Linked DNA regions of Homo sapiens: region 1 is linked to region 2. Evidence: chromatin contacts called from ENCODE Hi-C or POLR2A ChIA-PET data. All regions are on one chromosome and are shown on one strand. Each heading gives the region's core, a stretch centred on a gene start or an enhancer-like site at or near the end of the contact. The rest is flanking DNA. Distances are from core to core; before and after follow the strand shown.

Region 1 (6,678 bases), core at 2,603-5,102, 220 kb before region 2:
TGTTTTTTGCTTTTGTTTTTGTTTTTGTGATGGAGTCTTGCTTTCTCGCTCTGTTGCCCAGGCTGGAGTGCAGTGGTGCCAGTATCGGCTCACTGCAGCCTCCGCCTACTGGGTTCAAGTGATTCTCCTGCCTCAGCCTCCCGGGTAGTTGGGATTGCAGGCATGTGCCACCACCCCAGCTAATTTTTGTATTTTTAGTAGAAACGGAGTTTCACCATGTTGACCAGTCTGGTCTCGAACTGGTGACCTCAGGCGATCCACCCGCCTCGGCATCCCAAAGTGTTAGGATTACAAGCATGAGCCACCATGCCCGGCAATAGGAATTCTTTTTAGAAAGAGAGAAAAATACATCAATTTAAAAGGGAGTGTGTTGTCCATGTATCTCTACTTGTAATGGGTGAAGAGTTGGAAAGTTGTTAAATAATCCCAGGTTCCACGCAGCTTCGTGGAAGCTGTCCCCTTCGACAGGCACCTGAACCCTTATTTGGATGTCATGGAGATGCGGCAAGAAGCTCGTGGTTTATCTTTAACACCAGTGATTTACACTAAGAATTTACTTTGGGCATTTCAGTGATGTCTTGTGGAGCCTGAACTAGGCTATCAAAAATAAATATGTAACAGTATTTTCCTGCAAGGAATACTGACGTACTTAAAATAAGGCATCCTTGGCAGGCAGTGTAAAGTCAGAGAGCTCCTGCCTTCAGCCCATGGTTCCAATTAATACGCTTCCAATAGCATCATAGCTACAACCTTGAGGATTTCTATCTCCCACCTGGACTAATAAATTGATCTCTTAGAAACAAGCTGTGAGCACAATTTTAAATTTAAATAACTATGTCTCTCAGATTGCTGTGCTTTCAGTCACGATATTAGCTCAAATGAAGGACATACTGAATTGAATATCTGGCTATGTTGGCAGAAGCCTTCAGCCTAATCAAAAAATTTATGGGCAGACAAATTTGCTCGGCAGCCAGACATCTTCTCTAAATCTAGACATACAAGTCATTTAACCACTGATCTACAGTGTCCCTGAGCTTCCTCGAGGTCAATTAGAGGACCTTATCCATTTAGTTCAGCTTCATGACTTTAACAAATGATTTGCTGTTTCTTTTTTTTTCTTGGTTACCAGAAGCTAATAAAAACTTCACGGAGATTTAGAGACAACTAATGACATCAGGAACGTTGGCTGCCATGCCTACCTGCTCTAGTTCTCGTTTGGAAATTCCCCATGCTCAGCTGTGAAAGAACAGAATGGAAACCAATCAAGGGACGGGGGATATTGATATCTAGCCTACATGGATGGAGAAGACATCGAAAGATAGGGAGAATGACATCACAAAACCTTCAATGCCTTCCAGTCCACAGGGAGGCGGTCACTCACAGATGCAATAACCTTTCGGGGTCTGCCTCTGAAAACATTCAGTGAAAGTTGGTGACTTGGTTCATTTTTCAGGCAAAGAAATGAAGGCATGGGTTGAAAATAGACAGAGCTATAAGGCTTTAAGAGTGGCAGCTTTCTGTCCAAATTCCAACAAAAATAGTTATCAGATCTCTCTCTCTTTTTTTTTAAAGGCAGCAGGAGAACATAGATCCAAAATTCTGTGTAATCCACTCAACTAAGACTATAACAACAACAAACAGTTCTATAGTGCAGTTTATGTTATTCTTGGCAGAGCTCAGATCTCAGGTGACATCAAAGGTGACTACATAGATATATATACAATGAAGTCAGCTTATAATTCATTTCTATTAGATTTACAAATTTAAACTGCTTAGGGCTTACAAGTTTCCGAGAGACAGAGAATACCACAAAGAAGTGGATAGATGGCAGATGACACATGCGAGACCCAAAGTGCTAATTTCCTGAATATACAAAGAGCTCTTACAAGTTAATCAAAAGACAAATAACTCAATGAAGTAATGGGCTCTTGCCTATGTTATGAATATTTTCATCTGGTATGACATTTACTCTTTGATTTCATTATTTTTGTGATTTTCATAGGCTTGTATTTTATGTAGTCAAATCTCTATGTCTTTCTATCACTTTTGTGTTTAGAAGGACGTTCCTCCTTCTGAAGTACACATATTTGATTTTGGATTTGAGATGGCATTCATTTCTGATCCATCTATAAAGTTTTTGGTGTGTGGTTAAAGGTAAAAATAGACTCACATTTTCCTAAATAATTAGCCAGTTGTTCCAGCTCCATTTATTGAGTGGTCCTTCCTTTCCCAACTGATGCGCGGTGTAACCTTTATCATATATTAAATACTCATGTGTGCTAAAAATAAAAAGTCATTTCAGTTGAGTGCTGTGAATTAATCCAAGGAGTTTGCAGAGGTGGCGTTTGCAGCATGAGATTGTCCTTCCTTTCCACTCCTCCCCAGAGACTGAAAACAGAGGGAAGGAAGCCAGGGAAACATTAAACAAGGTCTGCTGCTCTGGATAATGTCTATGAGGAAAAAAAACGCAGGCTGAGATTTTATGATTTAAAGACTATTATGCTGCTTAAAGAACCCTGCAAGAGTAACAATAGCTGCTATTTATTGGGCGCTTGCTCTATGCCAGGCACTGTTCCCAGCGGCCCCGCCATGACGTCACTCCATCCTTACGACCTAACCCTAACCCACGCTATGGACACTTTTATCATCGCCCCGATTTTAGACATGAGGAAACTGAGACTCTGAGACACTGTGTCCCTTACCCCACAGTCATTCAGAAGAACAACCACCCCAAATGTGGCTAAGCCAGCCAGTCAACAAGAGCGCTAGGATTGTTACCTTCTTCAAAACAATACCTCTCAGCAAAGCCATCAAATGTCAACCAACACACCAAGGAAGGTCCTTGCAGATGGAACACAGGGAAACTGTTATCTCACAGGAGTGGTACCAGCACGTAAGGGAGTCAAGCGCAGCAAATTCTAAGGTGCAGAGAAATGGACCACTGTCAATTTCCAGGAACTCATTTCACTCCTGTCTTTTCACATTAATGTTTCTCCTTTCCAGGAAAGCCAAGGAAAAGACTTTTCATCCAACTGGCTTAGGAGGCAAGACAGAAACCTTTTCCGCATAAGATCCTATCACAGCTGGGCAAATTCTGTACCTAAATCTTTGGAGATGAGTGGCCTCTCGGTGTTTTCATTATTTATAATTAATTGTTCATTTATCAGACTTTGTGGAGTGTCTCAATGGGCAGCGAGGTGTGAGGCACAGGGAGTATGTGGTAAAGCCCTCAAGCCCTCTGCCTTCACGCAGCATCCATTTGGGGGGATGCACCCCCAACCCAAGGCGGGGGTGTGTGCTGTGGTGTCACAGGAAGTGCTGCCTTTCTCGAATGGGGCTGTGTTTACACAGGGCCAGGAGAACTAGATGCTGAATTGGGGTCAGGCTTCAGGAGTCCTGGCTTTTGGGACCACTTTGACACTTCCTGTCTTCACAGCCGTCATCCTATTTCAGGATTCTTATCCCCAAAACAGGAATATTAACACAGCTCCGCCTGTCTCTGCAGGTCATCAAGAGCAAGCACCTAGTGAGTGTGAAAGCATCTTCAGTGTGGGAGTTGCTGTATAGATGCAGAGTTTTACTACTGAAAGGAGGAATACTACTGTTGATTTGTTTTTGTTTCTCGGTTGTTGTGCGTGTGTTTTGTTGTTGTTGTTGTTGTTTTACCATCTTGGTCCTAAGTAGCTCGTTTGCCGGCCCAGCCTTAATGGCCAGTTGGCTCCAAGTCAGAAGACATGATCTCCTCCCCCATTCTCCATGCCATTGTTTAAAGCCCCTCCTGAGGAATGGGCTGCCTTGGTGTTTTGTCAGTTCAAACCACATCCTGCCTGTTTCCACTTTCCATAAGACAACTCGCAACACCGGTGGTTTTCAGATGTGGCCGGCTTCTTGGTGAAGCGATAGCAGAGGCCTTGTTCACAGAAGTGAAAATAATTCACCCAGTGGTTAGCACATCAGGTGTGGGCATTGAGTGTACCCCGCTCCCTGCTTGATCCCAATCCCTGGTTGGGTTTGGGAGTGGACGGCTGCCCAACCTCCTGGCACTGTCTTGACCCACAGCCTTCTCTGGGATGAGGACTAAGCCAGAAGCAGTAAGGACAGAGGTGTCTCAGGCTGTCCAGGCCTGGCCTGAATCCCATGACAGCAAGGGTGTGGCCTGCAGAAGCTGGAAACGACCACGGTGGCCTTCTAGTAACTTTACAGATGAGGAAACTGAGTCCAGAGAGGGCTGGTCAGTTGCAGGCAGAGCCTGGACTGGCACCTGGGTCTCTGGGCTCCAGGCTCAAGTTCATTCTAAGCAGACCAGTTGTACCCATCGCTGTAATTGAAAGACTTGTTGGCATCAACAGAACTAGTAACTGGGTTTGGTCCTGGTGACCAAGGGGCACATCTCCCAGCTGGAAGCTGTTTGCTAAGAGCAAGGTTACGGCCCGCACTGGGCTACCAAACAACAGAGCAAGCCCACGCTCAGGGCATCAGCAAGCAGGGTTATGAAATAAAACAAACATTTGAAAGAATTCGACACTTGAAGAAGAAAAAGAGGAGGTGAAGGAGGGCAGAAGGAAAGTCGGAAGCAGCAGCAGCAGCCAGTCATCATGAGAAAATCAGAGCTTTGTGGGATTTTAAAACTTGTGGTTTGGAAACGTTTTTATTATTTAGATGCATGAGGGCAGACACCACCATCTTTTAAATGTTCACAGGAGGCCAAAGTATGCAAGAGCCACGGCCTAAAGCAGGGCTGTGGGCAGAGCCAGACCTGGGCCGTCAGAGTCCAGGGAAGGGCTCAGGACCGGGCTGTGCAGCGTGTCCCGAGTGTATCACCCACAGCCCCACGATGTGCAGTGGGCAGACCAGGCCAGCAGACACATGGCCCTCTATCTCTACTTCCTTCTGGGAGGGTCTGGGAGGCTAAGGTAGCCCTGACCATAGAAAACATGGATTTTCCAAGACGTCTTCCCTGGAGACTTCTGCTCTTGAACAATGCTTATCTATCACAAGGTTGAGGGCTCTCCTTATCTTTCAAGAGTATGAGGTGGCCTGTAAATGCTTCACTTATTAACTCAGCTCTGATTCTCCCTGGGAGGCCAAGGGCTGAGTGAAACTCTAACGTGGGCATGTGGACAGCTTGTGGTGCCCTGTAGCTCTGCACCATGGGCCTGCAGGTGCACAGCCAGTCCCATGGCCTCCAGAGGAGCAGCGCAAACCCTTAGCCTGGGTGGGGAAGGAGCACAGCGCCAACAGAACTACTGCTGGAGTGGGCCCCTGTCTATCACCAGCACCTGGAAGTGCCCCATCCCAGGCCTGTCCCAGCCCGGCATCTGAGCTAATTACAGCTCCGTTGTGGGGAGAGTCAGCCGTGTCAGTTTAACTGACAGCCCAGATAAGAGGTACTGGGCAGAGTCTCACAGGTTGCACAACAAACCACTCTGCCAACTGAGGGCAGAGGCAAGTCTTTTTCAGTCCCTATGGTCAGAAACGAATTTCCTGGATGGCTGTCTTCTCCACCTCCTCTCCATCTCTTATTTTTAGTTTTCAGGTTGGTCTGAATTAGGTTTTGGCTTTTTGGGGGTGGGGTGGGGGGAGGATGATGGGTGATTTTTTCTTTCACTCATTTAAGCATCAGCCTCGTATCTGGCATCTGGCCTGTGCCTTCCTTTCATGGTTCAAGATGTGCCCAGGGCTGTCGTATGTCATTGGCCAGGGTTGGGAGCCCATAACGCCAAGGCCACCAGCTCCACTGTGATGAGCAGATGAGCTTGGCCATGTGGCAAACAGTGAATTTAGTGCTGCAGCATGTTCAGCGGATTCATGAAGTCTTCTGCTCATTCAAGAAGGGATGTTCTCCCTGACAGCTGCATCCCCAAACTCACACCAAACAGCTTGCCAGTCAGGTGCCCCCACCCCCGTGCTATGAAGCTCTCCCCATAGAAGATCAATCAGCCTTCCTCTCCTGTGGGCTCCACCTGCACCCCTCGCTCCAACACCATCTGCCCACACCGTCCTGTGTAGTTGCTGTCCATTTATTCCATCTCCATTATAGTGTCTGTCTGAACAGCAAATATGAGGCTTCACAGAAGCATTGAAGATCTAAAAAGCATTTGTAACTGACTGTAAGCGAATTCAGCATGAGGCCTCAGGTGGCATACGAGCCTCTGGCACTTTCGTCTTACCCACACTTGAGACACTGTAGATCTCAAGGCAACATCAGGACCATCCAGGGCAGGTGGCAACAATTTTCTTTTAAAATTCCAAGGTAGCTTAAGCCAAGCCTGTAAGTGGATTGATAGGCCTCAGGTTCAAGACCAGAGAAAAAGAATAGGAGAGAAAAGTGACCCTCAAATGGCCAAGAAAAAGAAGGCAGGAGAGAAAAGAGGGAGGGCCACCCACGGTTTGCACAGGTGCCATCTCCAGAGCCATGGGGTGCTGCACCTGAGGCTGCAGCTCCTGGGCACAGCGGACCCGACCCTCCTGAACCAGGGGACCAGCAGCACAGGCAGCCGATGTGTGGCTCTCTCCAAGCTCTGAGCTTGGGGGCACTGAGTGGAGGGGAATATCCAGTTCGGAGGACCTGACGCTTCTGGCTCTCTGCTCCTCCAGGCTCAGCTGTTGAGTGCAGACACAGGCTCTGGGAGGCCAAGGACTTCATGACTGGGCTCACTCCCAGCAGGGCAAGTGGGG
Region 2 (6,711 bases), core at 2,275-4,774:
CTCTGTTTCCCACATTTTTATTAACTTATTTGATAGACAGATACCAGTTACCACCTTGGATTTATTTCAAGTAGAAAGAAAATTTGTAAGTGTGAATTTTTCACAAAAATGTGAAATAGTAAAACTATTAAATCAGTTTTACTTTGGTTTAAAAGGATCCTTTGGGAATCTGGAAGTCCCAACCCCTTTAGTTATAGTGATTAAAAATCAAACCACCTACTTAACCAAATATTTAACAAAAATATTCTTTTCACCCTTTAGCAAATTCTTCCAGAATTACTAAAGATCTGATAATGTGAGATCTCAACAAACAAACAATTCAAGAAGAGGATTTAAATTTTAGAAATTTAAATTGGGGCATTTTAGTTAATCTTACTTTTAAACACCAAACAGTGGCATCAATATTTTGTCAACTTTGGTCAAATAAGATCAGATGTTCACATCAATCATCTACTTTTCTTGGCCTTTTCTCTATTTGGCCTCCTAGTATGAGCACACTTTGTAAAATGTAATAAAAACATGTGGTGTGCTTCTTGACATCTAATCCACTTGCAGTAATTTCTAGGCTTTTTGCTCCTGTTAGGTCCTATAAAATAATGACATTAGTCATTCTCCCAAGAGGCTATAAAAGGAAGCACTGAATTGCATCCTGTTTTTCAAAGATAACTCTTCAGATTAAAACAAAAAGTGTAAAAAAAAAAAAAACTTCACACAAGAATTACTTTTTCATAAATTCATCATTTTAGATATGAGATATAGATCTCCATTACAATCCTTGACTCTTAGGAACTAAACCCCCTCCAACAAAGAATCTCAGAAAAGTACAATTGTATGGTATAATGATGAAAGCTCTATCTAGCACAGTACGAGAAAAAGATCATCTCACAAATGTTCTTCAAAGCCACAGGTATCAATCACTTCAACTAAAGTAAGGGTAAGATAATCCACAGCTAAGAATCAATTCTTCTACACTTTACATAGATACCTAGATGCAAATTTTTTTCAGCCGACCACAAAATTAGGTCCACTCTGAGTGGTGAAAAACAAAAGATTCTAACATTCTAGCAAACTGGTAAACCATACACAAATTATAGAATACAAAGAATGCAGCCGATGCAAATTCTGTCACTGACAAGGTAGCAAAGCCATAGCCTGATACTCCTCAGGACACCTCATCACGCCCACTGGGAACATGGCACACACTGGAGATTCCAGTCCAAGGACTTTGGAATGTCAACTTAGCTCTTTACAAACACAACTAAGTTTTTCAGGGAAAAAGACTTACATTGGTTTTCCTCTTTTGGAAAATTTTACCGATTGATGATGCCCTTGGTCTTCTGTGGAGTCTATTCTTCTAATCGGGTTGTTCTCCAATTTTAGTGTACAACGGGCTTGTTTCAGGGGAGCTTGTTTGGGATGCAGACTGTCAAGACCCAACCTGGTATCTGGTTCATAAGCAGTCCCTGAAACCTCCCTCCGGTTCCAACAAGCTGCTCAAGCCAGGAAACGGTGGTCCTGGGGACTCCTGGACCTTCAGCTTGAGAAACACTGAAGGGGTACCATTTACCACCACATCCTACTGGATTACAAACGCTAGATCTTTGGATCTCCACGACTAGCAAGCAAGTTAAAGACTTTTAGATGGCAGGCGTTATCGGTCAGGTTGGGAGTGAACGCTTTGTCCAGAGGAGGAGGTAGGGACGCCGGGAAGCAACAACTCTGATTTTATTTCGCCGGCTCCACAGCCTCCCATTGCCCCAGGAGCCCACCCGCACTCCAACCCCCGCATCTCGGACCTGTGGCCTCAGCCCAGACTCACATCACCAAGTGCACCTACCCAGCCTCCGTTATCCTGGATCCAGGTGTGCAGGTGCCGGTTCAGGTACTCAGTCATCCACAGGGCGATGTTGTCCACCAGGGGCGACATCTCCCGGTTGACGCTCTCCACACACATGACCCCACCGAACTCAAAGAAGGCCACAATCCTCCCCCAGTTCACCCCGTCCCTGAAGAGCTCCTCCACCACCGTGGCAAAGCGTCCCCGCGCGGTGAAGGGCGTCAGGTGCAGCTGGCTGGACATCTCGGCGAAGTCGCGGCGGTAGCGGCGGGAGAAGTCGTCGCCGGCCTGGCGGAGGGTCAGGTGGACCACAGGTGGCACCGGGCTGAGCGCAGGCCCCGCGGCGGCGCCGGGGGCAGCCGGGGTCTGCAGCGGCGAGGTCCTGGCGACCGGGTCCCGGGATGCGGCTGGATGGGGCGTGTGCCCGGGCTGGGAGGAGAAGATGCCCGGTGCGGGGGCGGCCCCCGGGGGCGCGGCGCCCACATCTCCCGCATCCCACTCGTAGCCCCTCTGCGACAGCTTATAATGGATGTACTTCATCACTATCTCCCGGTTATCGTACCCTGTTCTCCCAGCGTGCGCCATCCTTCCCAGAGGAAAAGCAACGGGGGCCAACGGCACCTCTCGCCCCAGCTCCCACCCCACGGCCCCCAGAGAAAGAAGAGGAGTTATAATCCAGCTATTTTATTGGATGTGCTTTGCATTCTTGGACGAGGGGGTGTCTTCAATCACGCGGAACACTTGATTCTGGTGTTTCCCCCTTGGCATGAGATGCAGGAAATTTTTATTCCAATTCCTTTCGGATCTTTATTTCATGAGGCACGTTATTATTAGTAAGTATTGTTAATATCAGTCTACTTCCTCTGTGATGCTGAAAGGTTAAAGAAAAAACAAACTAATAAGTAAAAAATCAGGTGCGTTTCCCTGTACACACTGAGTGAAAGCAGGGCATACACACTACAAGTAACACGGCTAAAAAGAATGTATTAAGCTGCCTGGAAATTAAATTTACTCGAATGCACTTTAAGTAAAAAATCTCAAAGGTTTCCATTGAAAGTTACATTAAACCAATTTCCTGTGCAGAGAACTTACTTGTATTTTTTAAGTACAGCATGATCCTCTGTCAAGTTTCCTTTTTGTAAAACCAAAACAAATGCATAAGGCAACGATCCCATCAATCTTCAGCACTCTCCAGTTATAGCTGATTTGAAACTTCCCAATGAATCAGGAGTCGCGGGGAGAGGGAGTAAAAATTAGGAGGATTTCCAGATCGATTCCCAGACTTCTGCTTCACAGAAATGTCAATCCGCAGGAATCCCAACCGGAGATCTCAAGAGCTCGAGAAAAAAAAAAGGCAGCGGCGGCGGCAGATGAATTACAATTTTCAGTCCGGTATTCGCAGAAGTCCTGTGATGTTTTCCCCTTCTCGGCAATTTACACGCGCGCACACACGCGCGGGCACAGGCATGAATCTCTATCCACGGGACCGCTTCACGCCTCCCCAGGAGAGAGACAGGGGAGAGGGGACGATGAAGGAGCCGGGGACGGAGGCAGGAATCCTCTTCTGATTAAACTCCGAACAGCAAATGCATTTTCCGAAAAGCTGCTGGATAAATGAAGGCAGGACGCGCCTGGCCCGCCGGTGCCGAGCGCTAGAAGCCCGCGCTGTGTGTGGTGCGGCGAGGGGTGGGGAGAAGGAGGTGGTGGGGGAGGGTTTTATTTTTTCCCTCTTTTCCTAAAAAGGATGACTGCTACGAAGTTCTCCCCCCTGGACCCCCTCTTCCGCTGCACCCCACCGGCGCACCCCGCCTCCGGGCTGCGCACCCTTTCTCCTCCTCCTGGTCCTGCGCGGCGGCGCTGGCTACGGCCGCCTCCCGGAGCTCCCGCCGCGCAGCCCGCTCCGAGCGCTGACGGCCGCCGGCAGGGAGGGCCCGGAGCCCCGGCACCTTCGCTGGCAGCGGCGGCGGCGGCAGCGCGGCGGGGCCACGGAGAGCGGCGGGCGGGAGCGCGGCGGGCGGGCGGGCAGGCGGCGCGGAGGGGCGGGCGCGGGAGGAAGGGGGCGGGAGCGGGGCTGTGGTGCCTGTCCTCTTACTTCATTCTCTGCACAGCCCGACCGGTTTCCTGTGCGTAACGTCACACGGTTCATTCAAAAAAAGAAGAAAGAAAGAGCCCTCCTCTGAGCCACCCGACCGCCCCCTCCGCCCCGCTCCCTGGCCCGGGTTAAAGGCGCCGCGGCAGGCCCGGGAGTGGCGCGTCCCGCCGGGGGCACATGGCGCGCGGGGCCGCGGCCGGGGAGGGCGCGTCCGGGCCGGCCACCCGCCCGCTCCGCTGCGCCCGCGGGGCCCGGCCAGTGGGTGGCGCGGGCGGCACAGGCCTCCCGCGCGGCCGCGGCGCGGTGGGTGTGCGCGGGGCCTTCTGCTCAGGCCTGCGGCAGGCCGCGTGCGGACTTGGTGGTCGCTGGGGTCCGCGACGGGGTGGGGGCTCCCGGGGAACCGCACGCGGCCGGGCCGGGCGGACGACGGAGTGCGGAGGGGGGCGGCTGGCGGGAGGGTGCGCCATGAAAACAAGGGCTGGAAAAGCGCCGGGAACCGCCTGGACCCTTTCTGGCCGTGTGAGTGTGTGTGGAGTGTGTGTGTGTGTGTGTGTGTGTGTGTGTGTCTCGCCTGGACCTTTTCTAGCCGTGTATGTGGGAGTGTGTGTGTCGCCTGGACCCTTTCTAGCCGTGTATGAGAGTGTGTACACGCGCCTACACACACACACGTTGTGTTACCGGCGCTCGGCCGCCGGGGGAAGACCCAGGCCAATGCCGCCCCCCACCGCCCCCAGCAGTGGGACCTCAGCGCTGCCCTGCTGTGAAGACAGGTGACTCTGCACGTTTTAAGCAATGTCTAGGGACGCCCCGAGCGTGGTGTTTACTTTCAAGTAGCTTCCTAGGTGTCCGCGCACTACACACGCACGCGCATCCCCGCCCGTGTCCACCTGAACACCTAGTCCGTGGCCCAGGCCATGCAGAACTCAGCGCTCCAGGGAAGGGGTTTATCAAGGGCTTTACGACAGTTTAAGTCAATGTTTTCCCTCTGTCCCTAACACCTTTTACACTGGTTTAGTGCTACACGATGAGGACTTCCATATAGTAACTTTCAGGCCCACCGTCCTAACGCTGGGGTGGGTGGGCTCCTAAAGGTCTCCACCTTTGCCTCGTAGCCAATCCTAGTTGGCCGCACTTTCTCAAATGAGGTACATAGATACACACATACACATTCACACTCGCAGACGTGTGTACGCGCAAGCAGACAGTTTTAAATTAATCAGCATGAATAGCCCCTAGCAAAAAAGGACAAGAGGACAAACAAGTTGCACGTGTGTATTTTTATCTCCAAGAGTCTTTGACAAAGCACCAAGAAAAGAAAAAGGTCTTCTAGAAGCACAGCGGCTTACTTAATAGGGCTCGAGTGCAAATATATAGGGACACTGGATTATTGGGGTCAAGAAAGATGACAAATGAGTACTACAATGTGTACAAATATGCTATGACTTTTTTTTTTTTTTTGAGACAGAGTCTTGCTCTGTTGTATCTTGGAGGCTGGTGTGCAGTGGTGCGATCTCAGCTCACTGCAACCTCTGCCTCCCAGGCTCAAGCAATTCTGCCTCAGCCTCCTGAGTAGCTGGGATTACACGTGCACGCCACTACGCTCTGCTAATTTTTGTATTTTTAGTAGAGACGGGGTTTCGCCATACTGGCCAGGCTGGTCTCGAACTCCTGACCTCGTTATCCGCCTGCCTCAGCCTCCCAAAGTGCTGGGATTACAGACATGAGCCACTGTGCCCTGCCTGACATCTTTATTTTGTCTCATTCCTACTCTAAAATCAAAACATTCTTTAAAAAGCCAGAAAAGCACACCAAATTATGATTTTTTTAATTTTTACTTAGTTGGCCTTTTTTTTTTTTTTTTAAGAGATGGCTTTTGCTATGTTGCCCAGGCTGGACTCGAACTTCTGGGCTCGAAGGATTCTCCCACCTCAGCCTCATGAATAGCTGGGACTATACGCACTGCCATCTCTCTTGGGTGTTTTTATTTTATTTCTTCATTTATTGTATCCCATCAGCCCAACAAGCCAACTTCTCTCACATAGGAATGGGGGCCTGGGTACAAATTTCTTATCCAGGCAAGAGGGGATGAAAGGAGATCCTCCTTCTTGCCCTTCTGATGGTTGGGACAGAGTCCCTTTTATGCGCGTGGGAGGTGTTTTGGTCTGGATAGACACTGGGTATAGATTGACCTAGAATAAATGTTCTCACATAAATTCATACCAATTGCACAACAGTATGGTTTAGAAATCTTGAAAGCGTATTTTAAAGCCCCAAAATTACCTAAGAGGAATTGAAAGGCTTCAAGCTCCTAATACTCAGCATATGAGTGAGGAAATGATAGGACAAACCTGCAAAAGAAACTGTACTTCTGCAAAGGGGGCAGCCAGAAGGAAACGGATCCCCTACTTCCAGAGAAAGAAAAGCTGACTGATTTTCGTCTTCCTTTGCTCCCACAGAGCCTCACTCTATGGATTTTCCCAGACTGATTCCTTATGTGGCATCTTGGCTATAATCAGTCTTGAGACAGGTCTGTATTGCAGTCTTTGGCTAGGGGTTATATTTTCCCTGGGAATGTTCTAGATACTCTTTCAAATGAAAGAGTGAAACCATTCCTGCGTTCAGATTCCATGTTTATTAGATTCCATTTTAAAGCATAAGGGCAAGTATTCCCAGGAAGTATGTGACATTGACTACTCGTCTTTGGGCAATGCTGAGGTGGGGGAGGGAACACCAGCCTGAGGCAGGAGTAACTGGATTTGAATCCTAGATCTATGCCTGAGAC

Evidence for each region. A loop is a pair of places that touch in the nucleus more often than their neighbours do. ChIA-PET counts read pairs that join two places held with the same protein, here RNA polymerase II (POLR2A). Pooled maps may share reads with other maps.
Region 1: a map with no recorded cell type shows a loop between it and region 2 (4-fold over the local background). The contact joins the enhancer-like site here to the promoter of BCL2 in region 2. A Hi-C loop is called at or near these places in 20 of 37 single-sample maps with no recorded cell type and 12 of 50 pooled maps. POLR2A ChIA-PET finds 5 or more read pairs at or near these places in 7 of 52 experiments (GM12878, MCF 10A, activated B cell and 3 more).

What each region holds. Positions count from the first base shown.
Region 1 is chr18:63,094,884-63,101,561 of GRCh38, forward strand. It overlaps LOC105372161 (a long non-coding RNA gene), which reads left to right. Exons shown (of 3, transcript XR_935570.3): 3 at 1,130-2,306. Among named protein-coding and RNA genes, the nearest start is that of BCL2, 220 kb to the right of the region's middle. RefSeq lists enhancers at 3,875-4,004, 4,035-4,104, 4,135-4,194. Within about 2 kb of position 3,853, at least 5 of the 41 ENCODE cell types and tissues checked have a DNase peak (open chromatin) inside an H3K27ac peak, as active enhancers do; they include GM12878, where a contact is called at or near this core.
Region 2 is chr18:63,316,245-63,322,955 of GRCh38, forward strand. BCL2 (BCL2 apoptosis regulator) reads right to left here and starts at 3,525. Exons shown (of 3, transcript NM_000633.3): 1 at 2,930-3,525; 2 at 1,838-2,708. The coding sequence starts at 2,422. RefSeq lists enhancers at 807-856, 5,293-5,382 and silencers at 2,147-2,386, 3,742-3,931, 4,092-4,301, 4,332-4,401.